Linked DNA regions of Homo sapiens: region 1 is linked to region 2. Evidence: chromatin contacts called from ENCODE Hi-C or POLR2A ChIA-PET data. All regions are on one chromosome and are shown on one strand. Each heading gives the region's core, a stretch centred on a gene start or an enhancer-like site at or near the end of the contact. The rest is flanking DNA. Distances are from core to core; before and after follow the strand shown.

Region 1 (4,692 bases), core at 1,181-3,680, 92 kb before region 2:
AAAATCTGCATCTGTAAAGAATCTCTATTAACATAGCTAGATCTTTTTCTTCCAGGCCCTCCCAATCCTGAGATGTTAACTAAATGTCTAGCACCTTTTAAAGATCTGAATAGGAAACATTTGTTATCTATTGTCTTTAAGGGCAGCCACTATGAGACTTTGAAGGAACCTCAGGTCTCCACAATCTTTTTTCTTAATCTGAACATTTCCTTTCTATTGATCCCAGGTCTTTAGACAAACTCAACCAATTGTCAATCAGAAAATGTTTAAATTTACCTATAGCCTGGAAGCCACCCCCTGCTTTGAGTTGTCCCACCTTTCTGAACCAAACCAACATTATTTCTGAGTTATTTGATTGATGTCTCATGCCTCCCCAAAATATATAAAACCAAGCTGTACCCTGGCCACCTTGAGCACATGTTCTCAGGACCTCCTGAGGGCTATGTCAGGGGCCATGGTCACTCATATTTGGCTCAGAATAAATCTCTTTGAATATTTTACAGAGTTTGACTCTTTTCATCGATACATCCCGTTAAAATGTTTAAAATTAAAAGGACATATCAAGTTCAAAGCCAGTGTTGGCAAGAATGCAGAGTAATGGACCTCGTGGACGTTGGTGGTGGGAAACTCACATTGTGAAATACTGTGGAAAAGTTAATGATGCACTTTAAGAAATACATCCAGCAATTCTACTCCTGATGTTCACCAAAGAGATGAAAACATGTCCACAGAGAGACGTGTAGACAAATGTTCATAGAAGCTTAATTCATAATAGCCAAAAAGTGGAAACAACCCTAATTTCATCAGCAGGTGAATAAACAGACTGAGCTATATTCATACAATGAAATGTTAGCCTTCAAAAACAGAACAAACTACTGATGTACACAGTGACATGGGTGGATCTCGAAAACATTATGCTGAGTGAAAGAAGCCAAGCTGACAAAAGACTATGTAATGTATGATTTCATTTACATGAAATTCTCTAAAAGACAAATCTAATCTACATGGACAGAAAGCAGATCAGGGGTTGCCTGAAGCTGAGAGTGGGAGGGGAATTGGCTGGGAAGCAACACAAGGGAATTTTCTGGGGTGAAGGAACTGTTCTGCATCTTGACTGTAGCGGTTGCTTACTTGAGTATATACACTTGTCAGAACTCATCAGATGTACATTTTTTTTTTTGAGACAGAGTCTTACTTTGTCACGCGTGGCTTACTGCAACCTTGAACTTTTTGGCTCAAGGGAGCCTCCTGTCTCAGCCTCCTGAGTAGCTAAGACTACAGGGGTGCACAACCATGCAGGGATAATTTAAAACAATTTTTGTTTTTTTTTTGTAGAGATGGTGTCTCGCTATGTTGCCCAAGTTGGTCTTGAACTCCTGGCTGCAAGCAATCCTCCTACCTCAGTCTCCCAAAGTGCCGGGATTACAAGCATACATTTTAAATGGTGGTATTTTATTGCACTAAAATTTTACTTTGATAAAGTTGATGAGACAAATTGTGAGTAAAATACATATAAGGAGTAACAATTTATGGGAAATCTCAATCTGCAAAACAGGCTTTCCTCTGCCGATGCCCTGTGGACTTGGTGGGAGACCTGGCCGGCATCCACTCTCTCACCCATCTTGAGACCTCATTGTTAGTGCTAAGTCATGAGACAAGCTAGGAATTCTGTTTCAGCTCTTAGTTGAGAGACTTTCCCTCCTCTTCTCAGCCCTGGTATGATTTCTCAGGCTGTCATCTCTTTTTCCCCCACCTTTCCAGAACTCCTAGGGATTTGAGCAGCTCATTCTTGCCCAGCCCACTTCTCACTGGAGGGCCAGGTCTTTTCCAAGTTCACGGAGAGAGAAGTGAACTTTTACCTTCATTTGCCCTCTTTTTCTCTTCTGCTCACTACTTTTTCTGTCTAGGCCCCCTAGTCATGTCCTATTTCTGCTGGGCTCTTCCAGACCTTCCTGCCCACTCAGTTCTTCACTTCCACCCCCAATTCCTGTCCTAATGTCACCGTGGCACAGCTCATGAGAAGTTTCAGGAGCTACCCTTTGATTTCAGAGTGACTCAAGGACTCAGGAAAGAGGGGATGACCCCAAATGAACCAGCAGCCAACCAGACAATGCCTGGTGTGTTAAGGCTTTTCAGTAAGCACTTCCTTCAAGGAATGACAGTTGGCCTTGCCCCAAAAGAATCTATTTAAATGTGATTACACTTGTGGTTTCTTCTTATTTCTGCAGGACAGAGTTGAAACTCCTCAGTGGTGCCCACTGGGCCATCACACTCTGGTCTTTGCACATGCCTGGAACCCCGGCGATCTCTTGTTTCTCCACCAAGGGAACTCTGCTTGTAACACTTTAAGCCTCAGCTGAAAAGTGGTCTCCTGGGTGAAGTCTCACCTGTGCACCCACCTGAGGGTGAGTCAGCTCTGCTCCCCTGGCTCTCACCGCGGCTGTTATAGCATTTACCGGAGTCCCACAGTGACTCATTTGTCCATCACCCTCCCGACAAACCTTCCAGCTTCTGAAGGGCAGAGACAGCATCATAATCATCTTTTATAACTCCCGTGCCTAGTGCTACTCCCAATCCCTAGTAAGCATTCAAATATTTCTTACTGCAGTGCTTGGGACTGTCATAAACACAGAAACTGAATAAGGCTTCGTGTTTCCATCGCCTGGAACTTGCAGGCCAGAAGGAGAGCTAAAACACTCATATAAGTGTAATGCAAGGTAAAATGGGATGTAGGAGGCACTAGTTTGAATATTGGGTAGAACTAGAACTGCAAGGGAGAAAGATTCAAGTTAGAATAACTGGCACAGAAGTTTGCATTTACCTAACAAAATTGCTAATTATTAGTGAGTGTCTTCTCTGTGCCAAGGACCAGGTTAAACATTTTTTTTTTCTTTTAGGACCAGGTTAAATATTTACCTCCTGTACTAGTTCCCTGTGACTGCTGTAAGAAAGTGTCACAAATTAGGTGGCTTTAAACAGAGAAATTTGTTCTCTTATAGTTCTGGAGGCTAGAATATAAAGTCAAGGTGTCAGGCCGGGCACAGTGGCTCACACCTGTAATCCCAGCACTTTGGGAGGCCAATGTGGGACAATTGCTTGAGGCTGGGAGTTCAAGACCAGCCTGGTCAACAGAGAGAGAACCTGTCTCACGCCTGTAATCCCAGCACTTTGGGAGGCTGAGGCAGGCAGATCACGAGATCAAGAGATCGAGATCATCCTGGCTAACATGGTGAAAACCCATCTCTACTAAAAATACAAAAATTAGCTGGGCGTGGTGGCACACGCCTGTAATCCCAGCTACTGGGGAGGCTGAGGCAGGAGAATCGCTTGAACCCGGGAGGCGGAGGTTGCAGTGAGCCGAGATCGTGCCACTGCACTCCAGCCTGGCAACAGAGCGAGACTCCATCACAAAATAAATAAATAAATAAATAAATAAATAAATAAATAAATAAAAATAAAAAATAAAAAATGAGCCAGGCATGATGGTATGCACCTGTAGTCCCAGCTACTCAGGAGGCTGAGATGGGAGGATTACCTGAGCCCAAGTTAAAAGCTACTGTGAGCTGTGATCATGTCACTGCACTCCAGCTTGGGTGACAGAGCAAGACCCTGTATCAATCAATTAATCACTAAATAAAAATGAGTGAAAACCAAATTAAGTCCAGGTGTCAGCAGGGCCATGGCCCTTCTGAGGGCTCTAGAGAAGAATCCTTCCTCATCTCTTCCAGCTTCTGGTGGTGGCCACCCTGCTTGGTATTCTTTAGCTTGTGGCTGGTTCACTCCAGTCTGCTGCCTCCTTCATCACATGACCTTCTTCTTTGTGTATGTGGACATCTCTGTGTGTGTCCTCCCCTCTTCTTATGAGGACACCAGTCATTAAGTTTAGGGCCAACCCTAATCTGATAGGATCACATCTTAAGAAAGTAAGTCTATCAAGACCTTATTTCCACATAAGGTAATAGTTTGAGTTTCTGGAAGGACATGAATTTGGGGTGAACACTAACCCACTCCGCATGCATAATCTGATTTAATATACATCACAACTAGATGCAATAATCATCCCCATTTTATACATAAATAAACGGAAATGCAGAGAGCTTAATGTTTGCTCAGGGTAACATGTCAGGAAGTGCCAGAAATTCTGATGTTAGATGGTTTTATAAGGTTATCCACTGTGATCTACCACTCTTAAGAACTTTTACAAATGGCCAGGCTCGGTGGCTCACACCTGTAATCCTAGCACTTTGGAGGCAAAGGCAGGCGGATTGCCTGAGCTCAGGAGTTTGAGACCACCCTGGGCAACATGGTGAAACCCTGTCTCTACTAAAATACAAAAAAAAAAAAAAAAAAAAAAAAAATTAGCCAGGTGTGGTGGTAGGTGCCTGTAGTCCCAGCTATTGGGGAGCTGAGGCACAAGAATTGCTTAAACCTGGAGGCAGAGGTTGCCGTGAGCTGAGATCAGGCCACTGCACTCCAGACTGGTGACAGAGCATAACTTTGAGTCAAAAAAAAAAAAAAAAACTTTTACAAAGCTTTTACAAATTGTGAACTATATCATTTATTTAAAATAGTATGTGTAAAATAAGTGTACAAATTAAAGAATATTAACAACATAAGCATCCATGTTAGTTTATCAGTTCATTCATGAATTTGTTGTCGTTTAAGCAACTCCTTTGTGCTGAGGTCAGCATT
Region 2 (4,760 bases), core at 888-3,387:
TATTTGCAGGGACAGAGTCTTGCTATGTTGCCCAGGCTGGTCTCGAACTCCTGGCATCAAGCGATCCTCCTGCCTCAGCCTCCCATTTTAGGCCATTTTTGAGTTAGAATTTCTATTATTTCCAACCTGAAGCATCGTAATTGGTACCTGATATACCCCATCTACCTTTCAGGAAGAGTCAAAACTATCAACTTTTTAACCTTAGTCTCCTCATTGGTAAATGACACTCGGAATAAGATCGCTTTCCTCTCTGAATTGTTTGAGATATTATAATTCACCAAGGAGCTCACATGGAAGCAGAGCTCCTGCTGCTTTCAGGCTGAAGGCTACACCTTTGCAAAATTTCCAGGACAGCAGAAAAACAAAAACAAAGACAAAAAACCTTCAGATCACTGGCTCGAAACAAATTCAAGGGCAGACAGAGCAAGACTATTCATAAAAAAATCCATTGAGTAGAAATCCACTTCCTATAGTGTATGTGCATTTGTTCTAGTTCCACTTCTTGGGCTGCAATGAATAAGTCGGATCCTTCTTCTACCAGATAACTCTTGTTTTTTTTTGCAAACCAGTCGTTGACAACCCCATCGAAGGGCTCCTCATATGTCATGTATATTTTTTGAAGATCAACTGCACTGAGATATAATTCATATACAATAACATGTACCCATTATAAGTGTACAGTTCAATGAATCTTGGCAAACATCTCCACTTGTGTAACCACTACCACAATCAAAATGCAGAACATGGCTGGGCATGGTGGCTCACACCTGTAATCCCAGCACTTTGGGAGACTGAGGTGGACGGATCACCTGAGGTCAGGAGTTCGAGACCAGTCTGGCCAACATGGCAAAACCCTGTCTCTACTAAAAATACAAAAATTAGGCCAGGTGAAGTGGCTCACACCTGTAATCCCAGCACTTTGGGAGGTGGACACGGGTGGATCACCTGAGGTCAGCAGTTCGAGACCAGCCTGACCAACATGGAGAAACTCTGTCTCTACTAAAAAAAAAAAAAACAAAAAAAATTTACCCAGGTGTGGTGGTGCATGCCTGTAATCCCAGCTACTCAGGAGGCTGAGGCAGGAGAATCACTTGAACCCAGGGGGCAGAGGTTGCGGTGAGCTGAGATTGAGCTATTGCACTCCAGTCTGGGCAACAAAAGTGAAACTCCATCTTGGAAAAAAAAAAAAAAGGCAGGTGTGGTGGCGGATGCCTGTAATCCCTGCTACTTGGGAGGCTGAGGCAGGAGAATTGTTCCAACCTGGGAGGTGGAGGTTGCAGCGAGCTGAGATCGCACCATTGCACTCCAGCCTGGGCAACAAGAGCGAAACTCCGTCTCAAAAAATGAATAAATAAATAAATAAATAAAGCAGAACACTCACATGTCCCTCTACAATCACCTCCCCACCCATACTGGCCCCAGGCAACCACTTTTCTGTTTTCTGTCACTCCAGATTAGTTTTGCCTTTTCAAGAATTTCCTATAAATGGAATCATATGTCATATTTTAAGCTTCTGTAAAACAAATGGAAAAGCCAGAGAAACCCCATCCATTGGAATGGGGTCTACCAGTGTGGATCTGGATATGCTTGGCCAGCTTTTCTTGGCACTGCTCAAATTGGAGATAGACTATCCTATAGGCACAGCTCTTGCTCTTCCCTGGCTCACGGTCCCACCACACTCTAGCTCAGGCTTCTCTCTGTGGCACTCTGTACTCACGGCGATTTCTCCCTCGCTTTTGGAGCTGCCTTTCCCTTCTTGGCCCACATCTACCAACTGGAAAAGAAAACAGAAAATGAAACCGCTGGAAAGGCATCTTTCCTGGAGAGTCTGCTAATCTTTGTGGAGAACCACACAGGAAGCATGTCCCCTCAGTTCTCACTGACATCCCAGATAATGTAAACTCCCCACTTCCTGTACAGCTGGCTCAGGAATTGGCCTCTCTGACACAATGAAGGAAGCTTCAGTTTCTCATTATTTAACAGTTGGACACCCACTTGCTCTCTTGGATCCTAGGGCTATCTTTCCCTCTTTTTTCAAGGGTTTTGTTTTCTTTCTTCATCTGGTTCACCTTCAGATTTAAGAAAGTGTGAGAGAGAATGATGGTCTAGTCTTTTCATCATTTCTTCTTCTCGCTAAACCTGTCTGGTTCTTCATCCATATGCGGAACATTTTTTATGACTGAGTAGACAGAAATGGGCTTCTGGAGCCCAGCTATCATTTGACATATTGTTGTTATTCTTCCCAGTAAAAACACTTCCACAAAAGAGCAACTGGTGGTAACTGAATATGTCTGCAGAAAAAAAGAAAATAAATATGCAGTACATTTCAATATGAGAACATTTTCCCTCCTCTGGCTTCCTGGAGTATATAGTGCAGGTGGCAAGGAAATATCCTTTGCCTTACACAGTATAAAGGCTAGACCAGCGGTTCTCAAAATGCAATCCTTAGACAGTGGCATCAGTGTCACCTGGCATATTGTTATCTATTGCTGCATCGCATGTATCCCAAAACTCAGTGGTGTTAAACACCAGTCAACATTTATTATTTCTCACAGTTTCTGTGGGTCAGGAATTTAGCTTAACTGGCTGGGGTCCCATGAGATTACAGACAAGATGTTACCCAGAGCTGTGGTCTCATCTGAAGGCTCTATGAAATCAGTTTCCAAGGTGGCACACACAGGCGGCTGGCAAATTTGTGCCAGGTGTTGGTGAGATGCCTCATTTCCTCCCTAGGTTGCTCACGTGTCCTCCAGACACGAAGGTCTGCCTTTCCCAGAGGGTGTGATCCAAGAGAGAGGGTGTGGAAACTGCTGTGCCTTTTAGAGCCTTGTCTTAAAATCACATGGCCATCTATTAACATCAAACATAGTTAGAAACAAGTCATTTAATCTAGATCACACTTAAGGGGAGGAAAAGAAGTCTCCACCTTTTGAAGGCAGGAATGTGAAAAAGGTTGTGGACATATTCTAAAAATTACACACCTGGCCAAGAAATGCACTTTCTTGGGCCACACTCCAGACCTACTGAATCAGACACTGTGGGGCTGGGTCCATCAGTCTGTTTTCACAAGCCCTCTGGGTGATTTTGGTGCTGGCTAAAGTTGGGGAACGACCAGGTTGGACAAAAGGACACTAAGAAAACCTCAACTCACTTGTAGTGAAGCCTCACCAGCCAGGGCTACCTTCTAGAATCTAGAAGCTGAGTTTTCATGAATCCACTGAGAGATAATGGCCTTACTTCAAGTTCATCTATAGCAAAGGTACAGTAGGCAGAATGATCCCCCACGCCCCCACAATGTCCATGTCCTAATCCCAGAAACCTTTGACTATGTCACCTGACATGACAAAAGGGACTTTGCAAATGTGATTAAGTTAAGTATCTTGAGGTGGGATATTAACCTGGATTATCCAGTCGGGCTCCAGTTAATCAGAAAGGATTTTCATAAAAGAGAGACAGGAGTTAGATGGAGGAAGGGGCCATGAGCCAAGGAATACAGCCAAGCCCTAGAAGCTGGAAAAGTCGAGACCACAGAATCACCCTGAGAATCACCAGAAATAACGCAGCCAGGCTGACCTATTCTCGACTTCAGAGCTCCGGAACTGTCAGATAATACATGTGTGTTGTTTTAGGCCCCTGAGTCTATGGTAATTTGTTACAGCAGGAACAGGAAATTAATACAAAAGTGTTCTTGTTTGAACTTTCCTTTTGGTGGAAGAGGGAGAAGAGTAAGAGGAGGGGATGGTCTGCTTCCTTAGATGTTTCCACCAAAAGGGTAGACATCCATTTCATTGCAGATTCTGTACTTGTAATTTTACTTGCAGAAGCAAAATGCTCTAGAATGGTGCCAGTAGCCATATGAGGAATCAAAACTATTTCAAATTAAAAATTCAGTTCCCAGTCTCACCAGCCACTTTTCAAGGGCTCCATAGCTAATAAGGTGAGTGGCTAATGCATTGAGCAGCCCAGATATAGGGAATTTCCACCCTTAAAAAAAGTTACATTAGATAGTGCTGCTTTAGTCTTTGCTCTTTCCTAATTTTTTCTTTTTCTTTTTTTTCTTTTTTTTTTTTTTTAGCATTTGGGTCTTGCTCTGTTACCCAGGCTGGAGTGCAGTGGTGTGATCAGACTTGAGCTGCAGCCTTCAGCTCCTAGGCTCAAGGAATCCTCCCACCTCAGTCTCCTGAGTAGCTGGGACTACAGGTAGGCACCACCACATCTAGCTGATTAATTTGTTGTTGTTGTTGTTTTGAGATGTGGTCTTGATTGGTTGCCAGTCCTGGTCTTGAACTCCTGGCCTCAAGCAATCCTCCTGCCTTAGCCTCCCAAAGTGTTGGATTACAGGTATGAGCCACTATGCTTGGTTCCTTTCCTAATTTTAAGTAAGCTTTTGCAAAATATTGTCCCACATCTTGGCCATGGCTATGAGTGCAGGTGGGTATTACTGGACACTTTTAGCTCTGGAACTTGTATTTACTTGCTGTACTCATTAGCTAGGTTTTAAAAACTGTACTTTAGGGGCTCCTAGGGATTAACTGTACTTTAGGGGCTGCAGGAACAAAAACATGGAGGGGTGAGGGAAGCACATCTCCTGGAAGTCATTTGGACAAGATTCCTTCTCACTTAAGACCACAACTAGAAGCAAGAAGTCATTTGTGCTTGAATATTGACCTGGACTTACCATCTGGAGTTCCTGTATTTGTGAAGATTTCTTCAAAAACTTGATCCAAATATTATTTCAGAGGAAGCAGTTAATTTGAAAC

Evidence for each region. A loop is a pair of places that touch in the nucleus more often than their neighbours do. ChIA-PET counts read pairs that join two places held with the same protein, here RNA polymerase II (POLR2A). Pooled maps may share reads with other maps.
Region 1: a map of heart right ventricle shows a loop between it and region 2 (2.3-fold over the local background). The contact joins two enhancer-like sites. A Hi-C loop is called at or near these places in 7 of 168 maps with a recorded cell type or tissue (Calu3, PC-3, PC-9 and 4 more) and 4 of 50 pooled maps. POLR2A ChIA-PET finds 5 or more read pairs at or near these places in 3 of 52 experiments (PC-9, T-cell and activated CD4-positive, alpha-beta T cell).

Annotation. Positions count from the first base shown.
Region 1 is chr10:29,755,646-29,760,337 of GRCh38, forward strand. No RefSeq gene overlaps it. Among named protein-coding and RNA genes, the nearest start is that of SVIL, 120 kb to the left of the region's middle. Within about 2 kb of position 2,431, at least 8 of the 41 ENCODE cell types and tissues checked have a DNase peak (open chromatin) inside an H3K27ac peak, as active enhancers do.
Region 2 is chr10:29,847,859-29,852,618 of GRCh38, forward strand. No RefSeq gene overlaps it. Among named protein-coding and RNA genes, the nearest start is that of JCAD, 210 kb to the right of the region's middle. Within about 2 kb of position 2,138, at least 5 of the 41 ENCODE cell types and tissues checked have a DNase peak (open chromatin) inside an H3K27ac peak, as active enhancers do.